Regions from separate parts of the Homo sapiens genome. Here regions 1 and 2 are each linked to region 3. Evidence: chromatin loops called from intact Hi-C (ENCODE). Cell type or tissue: endothelial cell of umbilical vein. All regions are shown on one strand. Each heading gives the region's core, and the rest is flanking DNA. Links, peaks and the distances in the headings are about the cores only.

Region 1 (6,444 bases), core at 1,356-6,355, 310 kb after region 3:
GACCAGCCTGGTCAACATGGCAAAAGCCCATCTCTACTAAAAAATACAAAAAATTAGCCAGGCGTGGTGGTGGGAGCCTGTAATCCCACCTACTCGGGAGGCTGAGGCAGGAGAATTGCTTCAATCTGGGAGGCAGAGGTTGCAGTGAGCTGAGATCGTGCCATTGCACTCCAGCCTGGGCGACAGAGTAAGACTCTGTCTCAGAAAAAAAAAAAAAAAAAGGAAAAAAAAAGATGATATAGTCAAAGAAATAACATTAAATTTCTTATAATTTAAGATGAATGATTTCAGATTGAAAAGTTTATAAAGGTGCCAAAGAGAAAAGGAAAGATCCACACTAGATACATTAGAATGAAATGTCAAAGTAACATACATAAAGAAGAAATTCTGAAATCTTCTAGAAAGAAAGAACATGTTATCTATGAAGGAACAAGGATCATATTGATATTAGATTTCTCAACAGCACATGTGCTGCAAGAAGACAAAGGAGTAATATTAAGTATTGTGAAACAAACCTAGAGCTTAGAATTTCATATTTAAAATTCTAAATAAATTATCATTCAAATTGTTATAGTTTGGGGGCCAGGTGTGGTGGCTCATGCCTATAATCCCAGCACTTTGGGAGACTAAGGCGGGCAGATCACTTGAGCTCAGGAGTTTGAGACGAGCCTGGCAAACACGGCAAAACCCCATCTCAAAATACAAAAATTAGCTAGATGTGGTGGTGCATGCCCATAATCCTAGCTACTTGGGAGGCTGAGGCACGAGAATTGCTTGAACTTGGGAGGCGGAGGTTGCAGTGAGCCAAGATCGTGCCATTGCACTCCAGCCTGGGCGACAGAGTGAGACTCGGTCTCATATATATATGAGACTGACAAATTGATACAGTTTGGATATATGTCCCTGCCCCAGTCTCATGTTGAACTGTAATCTGCAATGTTGGAGGTGGGGCCTGGTGGGAGGTGGTTGGATCATGGGGGCAGATTTCCATGAATGGTTTAACACCATCTTCCTGGTTTGTCCTCATGACAGTGAGTGAGTTCTTGAGAGAACTCATCATTTAAAAATGTGTGGCACTTCCTCTCTTTCTCTCTTGCTCCTGCTCTGGGTATGTGACGTGCCTGCTCCCCCTTTGCCTACTGCCATAATTCAGAGTTTCCTGAGGCCTCCCAAGAAGATAAGCCGATGCCAGCACCATGCTTCCTGTAAGCTGGCAGAACCATGAGTAAATTAAACCTCTTTTTTAAATAAGTTACCCAATCTCAGGTATTTTTTATAGCAATGTGAGAATGTGCTAGCACACAAATATGTTACCACTTAAATTATCATTCAAATATAAAAGCATAGTAAAGCTGACATTAAGCCTCAAGCATACAAGTTCACAGAAAATTTGTCACACAAGGACCCACATTATAAGAGAAGCAGAAATTCATACTGCTTTAAGAGATATCAGAGGCTGGGTGTGGTGGCCCATGCCTATAATGCCAGCACTTTGGGAAGCCAAGGCAGGAGGATCGTTTGAGCCCAGGAGTTCAAGACCAGCCTGGGCAACATAGTGAGCCCTTGTCTCTATAAAAAATAAAAAAATTAGCCATGGCCCTGGTGTGGTGGCTCACGCCTGTAATCCTAGCACTTTGAGAGGCCGAGGGGGGTGGATCACTTGAGGATAGGAGTTCAAAATCAGCCTGGCCAACATGGTGAAACCCCATCTGTACTAAAAATACAAAAAATTAGCCAGGTGTGCCGATGCACGTCTGTAATCCCAGCTACTTGTGAGGCTGAGGGAGGAGAATCGCTTGAACCCAGGAGGCAGAGGTTGCAGTGAGCTGAGATCACACCACTGCACTCCAATCTGTGTGACAGAGTGAGACTCTGTTTCAAAAAAAGAAACAACCACATGTGGTGGCATGCGCCTATGGTCACAGATACTTGGGAGGCTTAGGTTGGAGGATGGCTTGGACCTGGGAAGTTGAGGCTGCAGCAAGCTATGATTGTGCCACTGCACTCCAACCTAGGCAACAGAGTGAGACCCTGTCTCAAAAGAAAAAAGAGAGAGGGAGCAATATCAGAAGGTATCAAACATGTAAGTAAAATCCAAATAAAAGAACCAAAGAAAAGAGAAATAGAAACTATTTCAATTACAACTCAGAACTAAATTCCTAGAAAATATTAATATGACATGAAAGCATGCTAATATATTTATTTTGCACGAGTAATAATATGGATTTGACAACTTTAAAATAGGGAGAAAATAAATAAGCTTATGGTGTTATCAATCAGGAGACAGAAATTATACCAATAATTTATCAGGAATTTTTTTTTTTTTTTTTTTTGAGACAGAGTCTCACTCTTGTTGCCCAGGCTGGAGTGCAATGGTGCGATCTCAGATCACTACAACCTCTGCAGCTCTGGTTCAAAGTCATTCTCCTGCCTCAGCCTCCCAAGTAGCTGGGATTACAGGTGCCTGCCACCACCACATGTGGCTAATATTTTGTATTTTTAGTAGAGACAGGGTTTCACCACATTGGCCAGGCTGGTCTCAAACTCCCGACCTCAGGTGATCCACCCGCCTTGGCCTCCCAAAGTGCTGGGCTTACAGGCATGAGCCACTGCACCCAGCAGGAAAAATTTAATATAAAGGTTACTAACTAATAAAACATGGTTAACTATTAAGACAGATAAAGGATAACTCTAAAGAATACCAGAACCTGGGCACAAGGGCTCATGCCTGTAATTCCAGCACTTTAGGAGGCCAAGGTAGGAGGATCACTTGAGCCCAGGTGTTCAAGAACAGCTTAGGCAACATAGTGAGACCCCATCTCTACAAAAAATTAAAAAACAGCCAGGCATAGTGGTACATACCTGTAGTCTCAGCTCCTCAGGAGGCTGAGGTTAGAGGATAGTTTGAACCTAGGAGGTTGAGGCTGCAGTGAATCATGATTGTATCACTGCACTCCAGCTTGGGTAACAGAGTGAGACCGTTTCTAAAAATTAAAAAAAAAAAAAAAAGGCAGCTGGATGCAGTGGCTAGCACCTGTAATCCCAGCTACTTGGGAGGCTGAGGCAGGAGGATCACTTGAGGTCAGGAGTTGGAGACCATCCTGGGCAACTTAGCAAGATCCCTATCTCTTAAAAAAAAAAAAAAAAGGAAGAAGAAGAAAAAGCAAATGTAAACAGCATGACTACCTCTAAGGCTGAGGGAGAACATCCAAGGGAGTAACAGACTTGGAAGAGATCTCAACCCTGAGGCTAAAATTCAGACCCCCTTGGAGAGGACGGGGCTGTAGCTAGATGGCAGAGAAATTATATGTGTAAATGACAGAGGAATTCACTGGAGTGCTGCAGATAGAGGTGGTGGTGCAGCTGCAGGTGGGGATGGTGAGCTGGAAGCCATCTACTGGGGTGAGGTGGAAGCTTATTGGAGAGTGAGTGCCAATGGAACTCCATAGGTGACACCATAAGAACAAAATCTACAACAAGGAGATCTAGGAAGGGCAGCTACTGCCTCTCTGCTATGCCTGCAGTGTCTCTCTAGTGCCCTCTGCTGATAAGCCTAACATTGCACCAGCTGGCAAATGAGAAATGTTCATGGGATCCAGATCCAGATCAGTTAACTCCAAACAAGAAAAAGAAAGATTGCTTTGGACTAAGGAGCAATAAATTGATAACTGGCACAGTGTTACCCTCCCTTTTTTGTTTTTGTTTTTCCATTCACGGCTATACTGTCAATATCCATTCATGCTCTATATGTATGATTATTGGACATTCTATTTTTATACACTCCCTGGTTTTCTTTTCCTTTCATTGTTTTGGGGCTATTTTATAGCTCTGAAAGTTGTAGAAAACTAATAACAATGTAAAAGATTTTTAGTTCATAGAAATGAAAATTATTTGTGTCTGGTGGAATATAGTAGATTAACCACCCTGTGGTTAGACCATTTTCCATCTTTTAAATAAATGCATTCTAGCATTCCTTGTTGCCTATTTATGTGTGTTTTTTTGAATTATCCTTTGATCTAGTTGTAACATCTTACTGGTTCCCTCATTAATTAATGAGGTAAATAAAACCTATCACACATATTCATTTTGTATTTGTATGTGAGTTATAATTCACCTTCTAAAAAATTATACTTGAAATAAGACAATCACAAAATGGCAAATATTGTATGATTCCACTTGTATGAGGTGCCTGGCATAGTCAGATTCATACAGACAGAAAGTAGAACAGTGGTTGTCAGGGCCTGGAGGGCAGGAAGGAAAGAATGCGGAGTTATTGCTTAATGGGTACAGGATTTCAGTTTGGGAGGATGAAAATGTTCTAGAGATGGGTGGTGGTGATGGTTGCACAACAATATGAATGTACTTCATGCCAATGAACTGTACACTTAAAAATGATTAAAATGATAAATTTTACATTATGCATATTTTACTATAATTTTAAAAATTAAAATTAAAAAATTTTAATACTGAGTTTATTAATTGCTTTTCAAATTCAGTCACAGTTTACTAAATATTCTGTTAGCTAAAGTCTAAATTGTAAAGTTAACCTCCAACAACTTGTATATTAAATCATGGGGGAAAAAAGAAAATGGCTAACATTTAAAAATAAACATACATATTACAAGCAAAGAGAAAATATGTAGCCAACCTACTACAGCCCTGTTTTTTAACTGATGACGAGACCATGGTTGATATTTATGACCTTCTGCTACCTACTCTGTATTCCCTTTGCCCTCAGCCAGAAGCTCAGCTGGTCAGGTGTCTTAGTGGAGTGACCAAGCTTTCATTTCTAAATTGTCTGAGTCTTAATATTCCAGCCTCTATTTTTTTGTGTGTGTGACAGTTTTCTGTTAATATTTTTTCTTGGGCATTGATATGGTTTAAATTTGTCCTCCAAAGTTTGTATGTTGAAAACTTTTTTTTTTTTTTTTGAGAAGGAGTTTCACTCTTGTTGCCTAGGCTAGAGTGCAATGGTGTGATCTCGGCTCACCACAGCCTCCACCTCCAAGATTCAAGTGATTATCCTGCCTCAGCCTCTGGAGTAGCTGGGATTACAGGCATGTGCCACCATGCCCGGTTAATTTTGTATTTTTAGTAGAGACGGGGTATCTCCATGTTGGTCAGGCTGGTCTGGAACTCCCAACCTCAGGAGTGATCCACCTGCCTTGGCGTGCTGGGATTATAGATGTGAGCCACCCCGGCCCCACAAAGTGCTGGGATTATAGACGTGAGCCACCATGCCCGGCCATATATTGGAAACTTAATCCCCAATACAACAGTACTATGTTAAAAGGTAGGACTTTTAAGAGGTGATTAGGTAATGGGAACTCTACCCTCATGAATGGATTAATGTTGTTATCAAAGGAGTGTGTTAGTTATTGAGGGAGTGGTTTGGTTATAGAAGTGAATTTGTTCCCCTTTTGCTCTTGAGCATGCTCTCTAGCCCTGGGATGCCTTCCACCATGTTGTGATGCAGCAAGAAGGCCCTCACCAGATGAAGGCTCACAATCTTTGACTTCCCAGCCTCCAGAACTGCAAGCTAAATAATTTCTTCTGTTTACAAATGATCTAGTTTGTGGCATTCTATTATAACAGCACAAAATGGATTAAGACAAAAAAATTGGTACCAAGATTGGAGTTGTTGCTATAGTAAATACTTGAAAATGCGGAAGTAGCTTTGGAACTGGGTAATGGGTAGAGGCTAAAAAGATCTGGAGCAGCAGGCTAGAAAAAGACTAGATTGCTGTAAATGGAGTATTAAGGGTGATTCTGGTGAGGGCTCAGAAGAAGAAGAGAGCTGCAGGGAAGGGCTGAGACTAATTATAGATTACTTAAGTGACCATGATTAGAATATTGGTGGAAATATAGACAGTAGAGGCCAATCTGATGAGGTCTTACATGGAAAAGAGGAATACCTTCTTGGAAACCGGAGTAAAGGCCATCCCTGTTATGAAATGGCAAAGAACTTGGCTGAGTTGTGTTCATGCCCTAGACTTTACAGAAGGCAGAATTTAAGAGTGATAAGCTAGGATATCTGATGGAAGAGCTTTTTTCTTGCTGTTGTTTTTAAGACAGGATCTTGCTCTGTCACCCAGGCTGGAATGCAGTGGTGTGATCATAGCTCATTGCAGCCTCAAACTCCTGGGCTTAAGCAATTCTCCCAGCTCAGCCTCCTGAGTAGCTGGGATGCTACTCCCCCACTCTCAGCTAATTTTTAAATTTTTTGTAGAGACAGGGTCTCACTTTGCTGCCCAGGCTTGTTTTGAACTCCTGGGCTCAACTGAACTCCCTGCCTTGGCTTCCTAAAGTACAGGCATTAGAGTTGTTAGCCACCACACCCAGCTGGGTAAAACAAATTTCTAAGAAAAATATTTTTAGGATCTGTGTGGCTACTTTTAACCACATACAGTAAGATATAAGAGGAAATAAATGACTTAAGATGGA
Region 2 (6,444 bases), core at 1,356-6,355, 740 kb after region 3:
TAAGGCAAATATTAAATATATAGAACTGAGTTCTACAGGATACAGGTGCCAATAATGCTTCTTCCTGAGCACAGAGAAAGGAGCATAGGTGTAATTACAACAAAACCCCCAAAGTTTATGGGGAACCTGAGTTTCAGGAAACTCAGAACACTTTGTGAAATAAATTTCAGAGATTGTGTATTAAACTGAAGTTTCTAGTTAGAAGAGTGTGTACCACACAGTACGCAAACTTATCTTTTTCCTGATGAAGTGGAAAATCAGGTCAGGATTACTGCAACGTGCTTGAACTTAATAACTGAAAATAGAATCATATGATCTGGGTATTCTAGCACAACCCGATTTCAAATAAGCTGATCTGCTTCTCCCATAAGTGGATTCAGACTATTCTTATTGTGTGACCTAATTTTTAGTTTTGAGGATCAAATCACCATAGCTATTATGGCCAGTTTTGAAGCTTTATTTCTATATCCTAAAATGAAGTGGGTATTGACCAATTATCAGACAATCTGGGTAATTCAGATGGCTGGCAAATCAGTTGTTCAATTGCTAGTAACACAGATAGGAATTCAGCAAGATGGAATTTTATATTTCTTTCATAAAAGGAAGGCTTAAGAGAGGCTTATATGGTAGCTCTAAAGTGGTATCAGTGACTCAGGCGCTTTTAGTTTTCTTCGCCATCCATAGCATGTGATTTCCATCCCCAAGGTTTTCACGTGGTCCAAGATGGTTGCTGGGATCCCAGACAGACATCATATATGTCTTCTAATCAGGGAGGAAGCAGAAAGGACAAAAAGACATACTTCAGCTGTTTGTCTTAAGGAGCTTTCTCTAAAGGCCCACTTACTGTTTACCAACCATCCCTATCTGCAGGAGAGATTGGCAAATGCAGTCCTTTAGCTGGATACATCACTACTTGGAATAAAATTAAAGTTCTTAAAGTTCTATCATTAAGGAAAAAGAAGAGAATAGATGTTGTGTAGGTGACTAGTTGTCTTAGCTATAGCAAGCAAGCAAAATCAACGATTAAAGCAAAAAACAAATCCTCTTTGGATAGTGCATTATATGGTTTGTCTTTTTGTCTAATTGATATTGACTGAACAATATACACATTTCCAGTGTGTTTCGTGACCTGGAGGCACTGCCTATGGGTGTGTATGTGTGGCCCTGGCAAGAAAATAACCGAACCAACAAGTGCATCAGCAGAATTGTCTGGAAATGTTCTTGCTGTGTTACTCCCCACCCTGTTTTTGGTCATGCACTGAAGTCAAGGTTCCTGGTGTGCTTGCAACTTAGCTGCTGGTAGTTAAAGTTAGGCAGGTCCAGGGCAGTGTAAATCTCCTCTGAACTGTTTGATTGTGATAATCTGGAATATAAAGCTACTTTTCCTTTTGTATAACTTTTTATCCTGTGCTCTATATGAGTGTGTGTCTCTGTGTGTGTTATCCTGAGGTTTGCATACTCCTTACTCCCCAGACACTGATTTTGGGAGGAGTTTGAAAGCATAGTAATGGCTTACTTGCTTGAAAGAAGTATTTCATTTAACACAATTGTAATCGCAAAAGGATGTGAATATTAACTTATGATTCTCTATAATTGGATGTGGCTTTTAAAAAGCAAATGATCCATTCCACATTTGAACTAAACCTATGGTCAGGTGAGCTTTAAGAAGAGAGGTTAATTTGGAGACACAGTCTGAAACAGTGCATGTTTCAGTACTTCACAAATATTAAGAACTTTGTTATTTTACTTTCTTTGAGTGCCACTTTGGTGTTCCACAACTACATCTATACAGATAAACAAGGGTCTGAAGGAAAGGAAAAGGGCTGTTAAGGTTAGCTATAAATGATGTTTGGCGATTAGGGTCCCTCTAGTGGTAGCTAGCTTAAATACGCTTAGGCAGCAACAGAGTGGTGTACCCTACATATTTGTGGTGGTGACCCACGGTTTATAAAGCCACCTCAATTTAATTCTAAATTCTTATTATAGCAGTGCTGTTATGAGTCAACTCTCACTAAAAATTTTTAGTATTTTGTTTTCTTAATGTAGATTTGGGAGCTTGTGGATAATTGTCTTAATGATCCTAGTCTCCTTTGTTTCTGTGTGTGTGGACTTCCACTTTCTTCTTATCTAAAAGCCACAACCAGTCACTTTTCAGGGCACTCAGTTTGATGAAGTTTTAAGAGTCTCCAAAATGATGGCTCTGTTGTTACTCCTTGTGTTTGGCATATAACTAGAGTTAGATAAAATAATCAAACCGATGAAGATCAAAATGTCAGGTTTATTATCAATAAAAGTGATATTGAAGAATGTGGCTCAGTTGTGTGGTAACAGTAGGTTTCCTAGGACTGCACCAGAAATAGCCATTTTTCTGGTTGCCTGCCAGGCCTTGCTCTGCAGGGTTAGTCCCTTTTACATAAAGTGACACATAATTTGTTGTGCAAACCAAGACACTTTTGAGAGTCGAAGGGATGAAATGCCAGGACTGTCCTGAAAACTGTGGCATAAGGCCACTGACTTTTATCTCATGACAGCAGCCAAAACAGAAAGCACATTGTCTTCAGGCAGACAGATCCCTGAGAGAAAGGGCAGAAAGGAGCTTAGCTCAGCATGCTCAGTTGCTTCTCCCTAACACACCAATTAGATAAATAAATTCTTTACCCTTGAAGAGAAGTAAGGGATGGTCCAAGAAGCCAGTTGTGCTCATGGAAAATCCATCCATAGATTCCATAGTGGTATGGAATGGAGGGTTTTCTAATCAACCCTGCTCCTAATATTTGCACAGCCAGAGTGGGGTGCTCTAGGCATAGGGACTGAGGAGTGGAGTGCAAGTGCTGATTGTTAGCGTATCTTCTCAACTTCATATTTAATGATATGATGCTTGCTTGGTACACTCGAAATTGGCCATGGTGGGAGTTTTGGCAAACTACAAACCAGGGCTTTCTTTCCTCCTTTCCAGAAGAGCTGGTTGTTAAAAAATCATCAGCACACCACTTAGCCCTGGACAGATTTTATTTCTGCTGGGTTTTATGGCTTAGACTTGCCACTGCCCCCACCAGCTGGGAAAGATGTCTGTGATCAGTGATCATAGGTACATTTGTTATTGCCATGAAAAACTCCAACCTCAGCACCTTCTATATGCCTCATAGGGCTGCACTCCATTGGTCCTACTTCCCATGGCCTCAACAGCTGCAGTGTAGTGTGTGCTCTGAGTCTTCTGACCTGGCAGAGCCAAGGAGCCTGAGGATAGGTTTTCCATTTGGCACTGAGACTGGCCATTCAGTGCATGCCCGCATAGTTCCTTGCCAAGTCTACGGAAATGGAAAGCATAAGTGTGACTTTGATGCTTTTAGAATCTTCCAGGCATTGACAATGAGAAACAGGATTGTTCATAGGGGAAGTGAAATTCCTGACAATAGCCTCATCAGTAGAACCATAAAGTACCTGAGTTTTAGAAGTTAGAAGCACTGAATTTGAGTCCTGTTTATGTGAAATATAACTAAACTTTGTAAACAAATTTTTATTGTTTGGAGTGTTGGTTTCTTATAAAGCAGGAAAAATACTCTCCCATAAAAATAAAGTTTTGAGGATAGAATGAAATAGCATGTGAAAATGAGTTATAAATCTTAAAGAGCTAGGTTAATGTAAAGCATAAGCATTATAAGGAATGTGCATATTTTGTGGCAAAAGAGAGATTAGTTAGTGCCGACATTTTAGCTAATTATTTGCAGGATGGGAGGCAGAACTGGATTATCTGGATTATCTATAAAGCTGACTAAGCGTGTGCTTAGCCCTCCAGCAAAGGAGTATTGAGTAATGTTTTTTGTTGGGTGGGGGGGGAATTAAATATTTCTCCTCTAACTCACCAGAAAAAATTAATTGTCATCGGAAAATAGAAATTTGTTGGATTTCTTTATGCTTGTTTTATAGTTTATTGCTTTAAAATTGTAATTTGTAAGGGAGTTGGGGTACTGCATTCTTAAAAAGCACTTAGAATCTCTAAAAAAACTTAACCTAGTCACCATGACATAGTCCCCTTGTATTCTTGTACCTTTCAATGCCTTGAAAAGATCTGGGGTGAAGGAGGACTTCAGGGGTACCTGTTGTATCATGTACTTTGTATAGGCCACAAAAGGGCTGTATTTTTCCTTTGCATTATAGGCAGATTCCAAATACAAAATTAATTTAGTGTGAAGCTTCCTAGTAAAACACAAAATAAATGATATGTAATATTGAATAAGAACTATGTTTGATATTTTAAAAAGAACTTAAAAATGGAAATCTTCCAGGTTCAGGCCAATTTTTTATGTTTGGGTTTTTCAAATGCATATTGGCCTCCCTCTAGTGGTAGCTGAGGCAAACTGAACCAAAACCCGGGGCACAAAGCTCGTCTCTGAATCAAAAATAGAGTTTTCAACATCTAAGTCTCTATTTTAATGGCTGGAAAGCATGTAGCTAATATCAGGTTTTGCATTATTTAGATCCTTGGGTTAATTTGAAGTTGTTGTCCCTATAGCATTTGGGCTTTTTTGAACTTTTCTTGTGTTTATTTTTGGTTAATGGAGTGTGTATGTTGTTTTCCACAAAAATGAAGCCCTTTGTTCACTTTTAAATTTCAAATTTTTGATGTTTATGTAATATCTTCTGGCATGAATTATAGAAAAAATGTGTTAATAAGTTTTTGGTAAAACTTGAGATTATTCTTATAGTTTTTTTGGGTAAAAATTAATATATGCAAAAAAATTCAGCCTGGATCCGATGATGACTCTAGATTTAGCTAGCAATTTTCAGAAAACCCAAAGGATGGACAAACATGTTAAAATACCAAGGAGATGTAATCAGTCAGTCAAACTCAGACTGAGAAAGTTCATAGGACATAAAAGCACATTTTTTCAACAAATACATTGCAAGAGGGGGAAAAAGGGAGAGGAAAATGGAACATGAAAATTAAAAGATATTTAAAATACAATAATAATTTACCATATCTCATCTTTGTTTGGATGCTGATTAAATAAGCACCATGGAAAACCCCTATTTGTAATATTTATGAGACAATTAAAATGTCGACACTAAATGTTTGATATTATTAAGGAATTATTTTTAGATGTGATAATGATATTTCAGTTGTGTTAGTTTTGTTATAAAGACAAGCTATTGCATTTTAGAGATTCATCCTGAAATATTTATAAGGGAAATTATATGATATCTAGGATTTCCTTCAAAATAGTCTCAAGGGAAGGGATAGATGGAGGTGTGGATAGGCCAGATTGGCCATGGGCTTGGTACTGGATGGTTATCTGGGAATTCATGATACTATTTTATCTACTTTTGAGTATGTTTAAAATTCTCCATAATAAAACATTTAAAATACCAATAAATTGGTTATAGTACCTTTAATAACAGCTATGTAAATAAATGCCTCCCATCTTACCATATCATTAAACATCATTGTTTTATGGACTACATCCTCAACCCAAGCCAAACTCGCTTTAGGCCTCATGTTGGAGGTATACCCTAAACTTGTTGGAGCAGCCCTGAAAAGTCTGGCTCTGTCTGAAGTGATTTGTTGGACTTCTAAGAAATTGTGTTAGTTTTTTCTGGACCTTAATTCTAATATAAACCAAAAGGCCAAGGTTTCTTAGGGAAGACACCATGAAATAAGCTCGGGTTATCCAACTCCTTAAGATTGAATCAAGATCAACTTAAGGAAAAGTGAGCAAATATTTAGTTATTGATACATAAAATATGTGAAGCTTTTTTTTTTTTTTTTTTTTTTTTTTTTTTTTTTTTTTGAGACGGAGTCTCTCTCTGTCGCCCAGGCTGGAGTGCAGTGGCACGATCTCAGCTCACTGCAAGCTCCGCCTCCCAGGTTCACGCCATTCTCCTGCCTCAGCCTCCTGAGTAGCTGGGACTGCAGGCACCCGCCACCACGGCCAGCTAGTTTTTTGTATTTTCAGTAGAGACGGGGTTTCCATGTTGGCCAGGATGGTCTCAATCTCTTGACCTCGTGATCCGCCCGCCTCAGCCTCCCAAAGTGCTGGGATTACGGGTGTGAGCCACCACGCCCAGCCGTGAAGCATTTTTGAAGTTAGAGTAATGGTGACAAAGAACAAGCCAGTCATGGATCCCAGTATTCACACTCCCTTAGCTCCAGGTTTTAAGTCTTCTCATACAGATATCCCCTCCAGCTCTTTTCCCTTCTCCTGACCATGGCCTTCTGCCTTATCTCAGCCCATGTGGAACGCCAGTCCCCTCCTGTTCCAAGGAGGCTGAGTGTTGCATTGTTTACCTAGAGTTTCCCTGGATTCTTGCTCTGAACATGCTGTCCATGTGGACCCAGAGTACTGCTGTCCTGCCAGACTTCCACTGCCCCTTTCTGGTGAAATACTCCTTCTCCCTACTCACAAACATGGAAGATTGTACCTCGCTGCATCCTCTTGTTGATCT
Region 3 (8,184 bases), core at 1,662-6,661:
AAATTCCTATGAAAAGGGGATGGGAAAAAGAGGGAAGAATCTGGAGGCTGATGATTGAGAAGTAGCACTGGACCTGATGGGGTTTTCTCTTTTTACTTTATTTTTAGAATTACTGTAAATAATAATACTAACCTGGCAAGGAGGTTTTACAAACCATGTTTCTCAAATAAATCTTACCTTGAAGAAGCCATGTAGGTAGTTTCAGCCCAAGGTTCTCATAAATTCATCCTCTGAGGATGTATTGTTAGTACTGCTGAAACACCTGCTGCCTCTTGCATATGTTCTGGATTATTTGAAGGAGGGTGAAAGGGAACTGAGAAAAAGGTACCCAGAGGTAAAGCTTGGCCTTATCCACCTCATCACCTTTTCTCTGATCTATTATCAAGCAGAGAGGAACTACTGAACTTTTCACTTATTAGAAGTGCGCATGTTCCTTAATTCTTATGATTCAATAAACAGCCAAGCTTGGAGAGAGGTACTGGGAAATAACGGAGCTTTGCTCCTGCCAAGTCTGTATTACACATCAGATGGAGTCAGATTCTTAACAGGCGCACTGGAGCCTCTCCCTGGGGTCTCCTTTCCAAGCCCTGCTCCATTTCCCACTTGAATGTCTTTAAAGAGTCACAACTTTATTCATTCATCAAGCAAACAAATATTTACTGCGCACCTACTATATCTTCCAGGCTTTTAAAGAAACGCTAGAGTGTCTTTTGAAGGAACTCTTCTATCTACTATACTCTCCACTTATCTTAAAATAAGTTAAATTTCACATATTTAATCACAAATATTTATTGAACACTACTACTTAGAGAAGAACCTTACTGAGTGCGAAAAAGGTATATATTGTATTGAAGACAAAAGAATCCAGAGCTCTGGGGAATCTGCATTTTTAAAAAATATAATAGAATGTGTTGAATTTAAAATAGGTGTCTCGAAACAATATTTACGTGGAAAAAAAGTCACTAGAGAGACCAAATGGAATGGTAAATTTGACTGCTAATTGTTACAGTTCACAATAACTTAATGATAAAATATAGGCAGATAGCATGAAAAATTACATTATCTCATGGAGCCAATTTATACAGGACCAGGGTAAAAATTATGGATGCTTGAGCACTGAAAAGTCATGATTCCTTCTATCATATGTATTTCCAGATCAAAATAATATTAAGCTTTCATTAAAATAAATACAAATAAGTCCAATACATTTTTTATTTTTCCAATGATAACTTTACTTTTCTCCTGTCCATTTTGGTAGCTACTAGCCACATATGACAATTTGTATTAAATAAAATTAACAATTTTCTTTCTCAGTGTTAAACTAGGCCCATTTCAAGTGCTCAATAGTCACATGTGACCAATAACTACATTATTAAAAAGAACAGATATAGAACTTTTTTGTGTGTGTGACAGGGTCTTGCTAGGCTGGTCTTGAACTCCTGGGCTCAAGCTATCTTCCAACTTGGATCTACCAAAGTGCTAGGATTATAGTTATGAGCCACCACCATGCCTGGCCAAGAACATTTTCATTATCACAAAAAGTTCTATTACACAGTGCTGACTTAAATGCTTTATGAAAATACATAACAAATATTTTCAAAAATGATTTTCTCTTTTTTCTTCTTCTCTACAAATATGCTTGGTGAGAAATCCAGGAAATATAAGAAATGCATGGAATATAAGATGTAGGCTGAGCGTGGACGTTCACGCCTGTAATCCCAGGACTTTGGGAGGCCGAGGTGGGTGGATCATGAGATCACGAGTTTGAGACCAGCCTGGCCAACATGGTGAAACCCTGTCTCTACTAAAAATACAAAAATTAGCCCAGCATGGTTGTGCACGCCTGTCATCCCAGCTACTCAGGAGGCTGAGGCAAAAGAATTGCTTGAACTCAGGAGAAGGAGGTTGCAGTGAGCTGAGATTGTGCCACTGCACTCCAGCCTGGGCGACACAGCAAGACTCCGTCTTAAAAAAAATGATATAACACTAAAACACATTAACAGAACACAGATATGTTTAGATATGTTTTTCTGAAAAGGTAGCAAAAACAGAACTCATTATTATTATCAGTGTCAAATCTGTATTATTATTATTAGGGACAGGGTCTCACTCTGTCACCCAAACTGAAGTGCAGTGAGCCAAGATTGTGCCACTGCAACCTCTGCCTCCCAGGCTCAAGTTATCCTCCCACCTCAGCCTCCTGAGTAGCTGGGACCACAGGTGCATGCCACCATACTCAGCTAATTTTTGTATTTTTAGTAGAGACAGAGTTTCACTATGTTGCCAAACTGGTCTCTAACTCCTGGGCTCGTGCAATCTGCCTGTTTGGCCTCCCAAAGTGCTGGAATTACAGGTGTGAGCCACTGTGCCTGGCTATGATTTGTTTATTTAATCAATGACTGCATCAGTATGTTGTTTGTTAAGACTTCCAGTGAAATAAACTAGAACTAGGCTAATTTTCTGTTATTTATTATGTTGAAAAAACACATTTTGTTTTGTTTTGTTTTTAGTTTCTACTGATAACAGTTAAACAATTTTAAGGAAAAAAATATGCATTGTATTGGCAAGTATCTCATTATTTATTTAAGACCCAGCTCAAATACAGCTTTTCTTTGAAGACTTCTCTGATTATCTAGAAAAGTATGTGTCCTTATAATCTTCCAATACATTCTTCTTTCCGTGTTTTATTGCTGTTATTTGCATTATTATAGTGTCTTCCCCAGCAGACAGTTGGATTGGGAGTTCTGGGAGGATGAGAACCATATTCTCAGGCCTGACACAGTGACTGGGACTCAATACGGTGTTCATCTGGGAACATGGCTGCTGGCCAGTTCTGGGATTTTTAGCTATGGGAAGGACATGTGGCACTTAGGAATTTTGTTTCACATCTGTTGTGAAACTTCCCGCTGTCAAAGTGTTTGAGATTGTTATTGTCATCTTCATTTTAGACACAATACAGACTAGGTGCCGTGGCTCGCGCCTGTAATCTCAGCACTTTGGGAGACCGAAGCGAGTGGCTCACCTGAGGTCAGGAGTTCGAGACCAGCCTGACCAACATAGAGAAACCCCGTCTCTACTAAAAATACAAAATTAGCCGGGCTTGGTGGTGCACGCCTGTAATCCCAGCTACTTGGGAGGCTGAGGCAGGAGAAACGCTTGAACCCGGGAGGTAGAGTTTGCAGTGAGCTGAGATTGTGTCACTGCACTCCAGCCTGGGTGACAGAGTGAGACTCCATCTAAAAAAAAAAAAAAAAAAAAGACACAGTACAGATAAATTAAATGACTTTTCAAAAGGTACGCAATGAATAAAAGTCTGGGCTGTAATGAAATTTTCAGTCCTTAGTGTTCTAAAGTGATGTTATGCCCTTCCTTGAGGTTGCCTCCCTTAAGGTGTCTATTAAGAAATCAAATTCATAGGCCGGCACAGTGGCTCACGCCTGCAATCTCAGCACTTTGGAAGGCCGAGGCGGGCAGATCATAAGGTCAGGAGTTCAAGACCAGTGTGGCCAACATAGTGAAATCCCGTCTCTACCAAAAATACAAAAATTTGCCGGGCATGGTGGTGCGCCCCTGTAGTCCCAGCTACTCAGGAGGCTGAGGCAGGAGAATCACTTGAACCTGGGAGGCGGAGGTTGCGGTGAGCCGAGATCGCCCCACTGCACTCCAGCCTGGGCTACAGAGCGAGACTCCGTCTCAAAAAAAAAAAAAAAAGGAAAAGGAAAAAGAAATCAAATTCATACTTTTTCCTGGTATAAGGCAGATATTTTAAGGTAGAAGGAAAAGTGACAAATCTTACATAAAACTCTAGAAGAAAGGCTACTGTTGTTTGAACCTCGTGTCAAGGCTTACTTTAAGAAAGAGCCATTTCATTCGCTTTTTTTGGTTTCTATTTCTACCAACTTGGAGGCAGAGCGCTTCGTCACTACTGCTGTTTTACCAATATATTCCAGCAGAGGGCGCTCCAAGCATTTTACAACGTTTCCAATGGCGCCTTCGATTCCCCCTTCCCCCGCACCCTCCTCCCCACCGACCCGCCCCGCGGCCCGCAACCTCTCCGCTCTCATCCCAAAGACTTGTGTTTTGGCCTAATCCTTCTGGTGCCAAGTCATTGAAAGGTCCTGTTTACCCCTCGGGTTGTATTAGGAGCTGATAGGGTTTGAGAGATATTCTGCATTTTATCACACCTCTCCATATTCAATTCAGCAGGTCATATTTAAATATGAAATATAGAGGATAATTTTCAATGCTTGATTAGCTATAGAGATCATGCTAGGTGACGATTAAATGATAACAATTATGCTTTTTCTCCACCCTGCCCCCCAAAGTGTAGTTTATTCAATTCATCTCAAATGATGACAAAGGGATATTTTTATACTTTCTTCATTTGGCACCTCAAATACAGCCATGTGTTACTTAACAAGATTCTGAGAAATGCATCACTTTGTCTTGTGAACATCAGGGAATGTGCTTATACAAGCCTAGATGGTATAGCCTACTACACACCTAGGCTATATGGTCTAGCCTACTGCTCCTAGGCTACAAACCCACATGGCATGTTACTGGACTGAATACTGTAGGCAACTAGAATACGGTGGTATTTGTGTACCTAAACGTAGGAAAGGTACACTAAAAATACGGTATAAAAGATAAAAAATGATACTTGTATAGGGCACTTACCCTCAATGGAGCATGCAGGACTGGAAGTTGCTCTGGGTGAGTCAGGGAGTGAGTGGTGAGTGAATGTGAAGGCCTAGGACATTACTGTACACTATGTAGACTTTACAAACACTGTACAGTCAGGCTACACTATAAATAAAATATATTTATTTATTCAAATATTTATTCTTTCTCTGGTAATAAACCAACCCTAGCTTACTGTAATTATTTTACTTTATAAACTTTATAAACTTTAGAACACACTGTACAGCCATTCAAAAATATTTTCTTTCTTTGTATCTGTATTCTTTAAGCTTTTTTATTCTTTTCTTTTCTTTTTAAACTGTTGGTTAAAAACGAAGACACAAGCACACATTAGCCTAGGACTACACAGTGTCAGGATCGTCAATATCACTGTCTTCATCTCCACATCTTGCCCCACTGGGAAAGTCTTCCGGGGCAATAACCCACATGGAGTTGTCATCTCTATGATAACAATACCTTCTTCTGGAATACCTCCTGGAGGACCTGCCCCAGGCTGTTTTATGGTTAACTTTTTTTGAAATAAGTAGGAGTATACTCTAAAATAGCAATAAAAAGTATAGTAAATAAACCAGTAACATAGTCATTTCTTATCAAGTATTATAGAATATACATAATTGTATCTGCTATACTTTTATACCACTGGCAACACAGTAGGTTTGTTTACACCAACATCACAATATGCACATGAGCTTGAGTAATGCGTTGTGCAGGACATTATCATGGCTATGACGTCACTAAGGGATAGGAATTTTTCAGCTCCACTATAATCTTTTTTTTTTTTTTTGAGACAGAGACTCACTCTGTTGCCAGGCTGAGTGCAGTGGTACGACCTCCGCTCAGTGCAACCTCTGCCTCCCAGGTTCAAGCAATTCTCCTGCCTCAGCCTCCTGAGTAGCTGGGACTACAGGTGTGCACCACCACGCCCAGCTAATTTTTGTATTTTTTAGTAGAGATGCAGTTTTACCATGTTGGTCAGGATGGTCTCAATCTCTTGACCTTGTGATCCGCCCACCTTGGCCTCCCAAAGTGCTTGGGTTACAGGCGTGAGCCACCACACCCAGCCAGCTGCACTATAATCTTATGACACCACCCATACATGCAGTCCTTTGTTGACCAAAACATCCTTATGTGATTTATGATTGTACTTTAAAGTATCTCTACATCTACAGTATGGACCCAGAACTCATTCTACTCTAAATGTAGTTCTTCATCCAATAAGTGAACACTGATTGTGACAAATAGTTGGCTCACTTGCATTTTTGGTAGTTTATGTAATGTCTAAACAATGACAAAGAATGCATTGTCGAGTGCTTCTAAAAGATACATTTAGCCTGAAATTAGTATTTTTTAAAATATTGTTTAAAATAGAAAATCAAAGAATGAAAAAAGAAAATGGAAAAATATTTATCAAGTATCTTCAATCAAGATTTTGTAGGCATAAGTGGTAACGTGATAAAAATTGATTTTATAAAAAACCTAGGCAGACCAAAGATTTAAATATACAATGTAAAATTCAAAATTTTAGAAGAAAATATCGTTATGTCCCAGAAATAGGAAATATTTCTCAAAGAAGATATAAAAGAAACTCAACCCACTAGGTAAATAGGTGAAGTCTGATCAGTTTGTTTACATTCTTTTATTTTTATTTTTTGAGAGAGTCTCACTCTGTTGCCCAGGTTGGAGTACAGTGCACAGTCTCAGCGCACTGCAACCTCTGCCTCCCGGATTCAAGCCATTCTCGTGTCTCAGCCTCCCGAGTAGCTGGAATAAAGGTGCGTGCCACAACGCCCAGCTAATTTTTGTTGGGGTTTCACCATGTTGGTTAGGCTGGTCTCAAACTCCTGACCTCAAGTGATCCACCCGCCTCGGCCTCCCAAAGTGCTGGGATTATAGGCATGAGCCACGCACCCGGTCAGTTTGATTACATTCTAATCAAAAGCTACCTCCCATTGGAGTTTGAGATCAGCCTGGGCAACATGGTAAAACCCTGTCTCTACTAAAAATACAAAAAAATTAGCCAGGCATGGTGGCCTGTGCCTGTAATCCCAGCTACTCGGGAGGCTGAGGCAAGGAGAATTGCTTGAACCCTGGAGGCGAAGGTTGCAGTGAGCCAAGATCATGTCACTACACCCCAGCCTTGGCGACAAAGCAAGACTCCATCTCAAAAAAGAAAAATAAAAAGATACCATTGGAAAGCAAGATTATCAAAAGATATCACTAAAAAGTAAGACAAGTCACAAACTGGAAGAAGATATTTAATACTCACATAATGTACAGAAGATTACTACTCAGAATATTTAAAAATTACACCTAAAAAAAACTAATTGGAAAAAAAAACCTAATAGAAAAATGGACCAACAAATTGAACATGGATTTTACAAAAAGGAGATCTGAATTGGTAATAAATATATTAAACATATTAAAACCTCATTCATAACTAGATAAGTGCAAATTATGATCACAAGATTAGGGAAAAATTAAAACCACAAGATACTATTTTATGTCTACCACTGGTATAAATTAAGAAGTCTGGTAAAACCAAGTCTTGGCCAGAATGTACGATCACTGGAGTCCTCAGAAAACTACCTTAAAAGTGTGCATTGATATGACAATCTTGGAAGACAATTTGGCATTTTTTAGTTACATCGAAGTCATGCATATTGTAAAACCAGCAATTCCACTTCTGGAGAAACTCTTGTATTTGCTATGTACCCTTATACATATACACGAGTGTCCATAGCAGCATTGTCTGTAATTGAAAAAACTTGGAAGTAATCCAAGTATCCATCAACAAGATGAGTAAATTATGGTATATTCATATGATGAAATAGTATGTAGCAGTGAAAGATGAAGAAACCACAGCCATGTGTATCAACAGGGATGAATCTCACAAATACAATAAGAATAAGAAAAGCAGATTGGAGAAAGATACATACAGTATGATTCTGTCCATTTAAATTTCAAACACATGCAAACTAAATGCAAATAGGGTACAACTACAAAGAAATACATGAGAAAAATAAATATCACATTCAGATAGTGTTTACTATGGGAGAAAGAGAGATGTGTTTGGAAAGGAGCACACAGAGGTAAGTGCACAGTTCTATTTAATTATCCTTTTTATACACTCATAAAGAATAATTAACCTCATATACCAGTAAGTATAGGAAATGTATAATTATTTTTGAATATTAGAAATTATTAGCTTTGAAAGGGAGATGTCATCAATAGAATGTGGTATGTTTATGTTAGATTCATGGTTATAGAAATAAAGCATTAGGAGAAAATCTGTGAGATAGTGTGAACAATAAAAGTGGACAATCAACCGGGCATGGTGGCTCACGCCTATAATCTCAGCACTTTGGGAGGCCGAGGCAGGCAGATCACTTGTGGTCAGGAGTTCGAGACCAGCCTGGCCAACATGGCGAAACCTCGTCTCTACCAAAAACTAAAAAAATTGGCTGGGCATGGTGGTTCACGCCT

Evidence for each region. A loop is a pair of places that touch in the nucleus more often than their neighbours do. Peaks named below come from ENCODE experiments on the same cell type or tissue, not always from the same donor. Only the 100,000 strongest peaks of a DNase experiment are listed, where the experiment ranks them.
Region 1: it touches region 3 in a loop (16-fold over the local background); 94 of 110 quality-filtered maps call a loop at or near these places.
Region 2: it touches region 3 in a loop (8-fold over the local background); 24 of 110 quality-filtered maps call a loop at or near these places.

Annotation. Positions count from the first base shown.
Region 1 is chr4:86,919,653-86,926,096 of GRCh38, reverse strand. It overlaps AFF1-AS1 (AFF1 antisense RNA 1), which reads left to right. Exons shown (of 3, transcript NR_038841.1): 3 at 1-1,203. It also overlaps a transcript of C4orf36 not described here. Among named protein-coding and RNA genes, the nearest start is that of AFF1-AS1, 12 kb to the left of the region's middle. RefSeq lists a silencer at 806-1,100. In endothelial cell of umbilical vein, for the core only: a CTCF peak has its summit at 3,532 (motif pointing left); a DNase peak (open chromatin) is centred at 3,536; H3K27ac peaks cover 764 bases.
Region 2 is chr4:86,494,188-86,500,631 of GRCh38, reverse strand. It overlaps a transcript of MAPK10 not described here. Among named protein-coding and RNA genes, the nearest start is that of MIR4452, 45 kb to the left of the region's middle. RefSeq lists an enhancer at 1,849-1,958. In endothelial cell of umbilical vein, for the core only: CTCF peaks have their summits at 1,885 (motif pointing left) and 4,342 (motif pointing left); DNase peaks (open chromatin) are centred at 1,851 and 4,341.
Region 3 is chr4:87,231,738-87,239,921 of GRCh38, reverse strand. It overlaps a transcript of KLHL8 not described here. Among named protein-coding and RNA genes, the nearest start is that of KLHL8, 15 kb to the right of the region's middle. RefSeq lists a silencer at 3,910-4,009 and enhancers at 3,831-4,125, 4,100-4,209. In endothelial cell of umbilical vein, for the core only: a CTCF peak has its summit at 3,924 (motif pointing right); a DNase peak (open chromatin) is centred at 3,951; H3K4me3 peaks cover 763 bases; H3K27ac peaks cover 389 bases.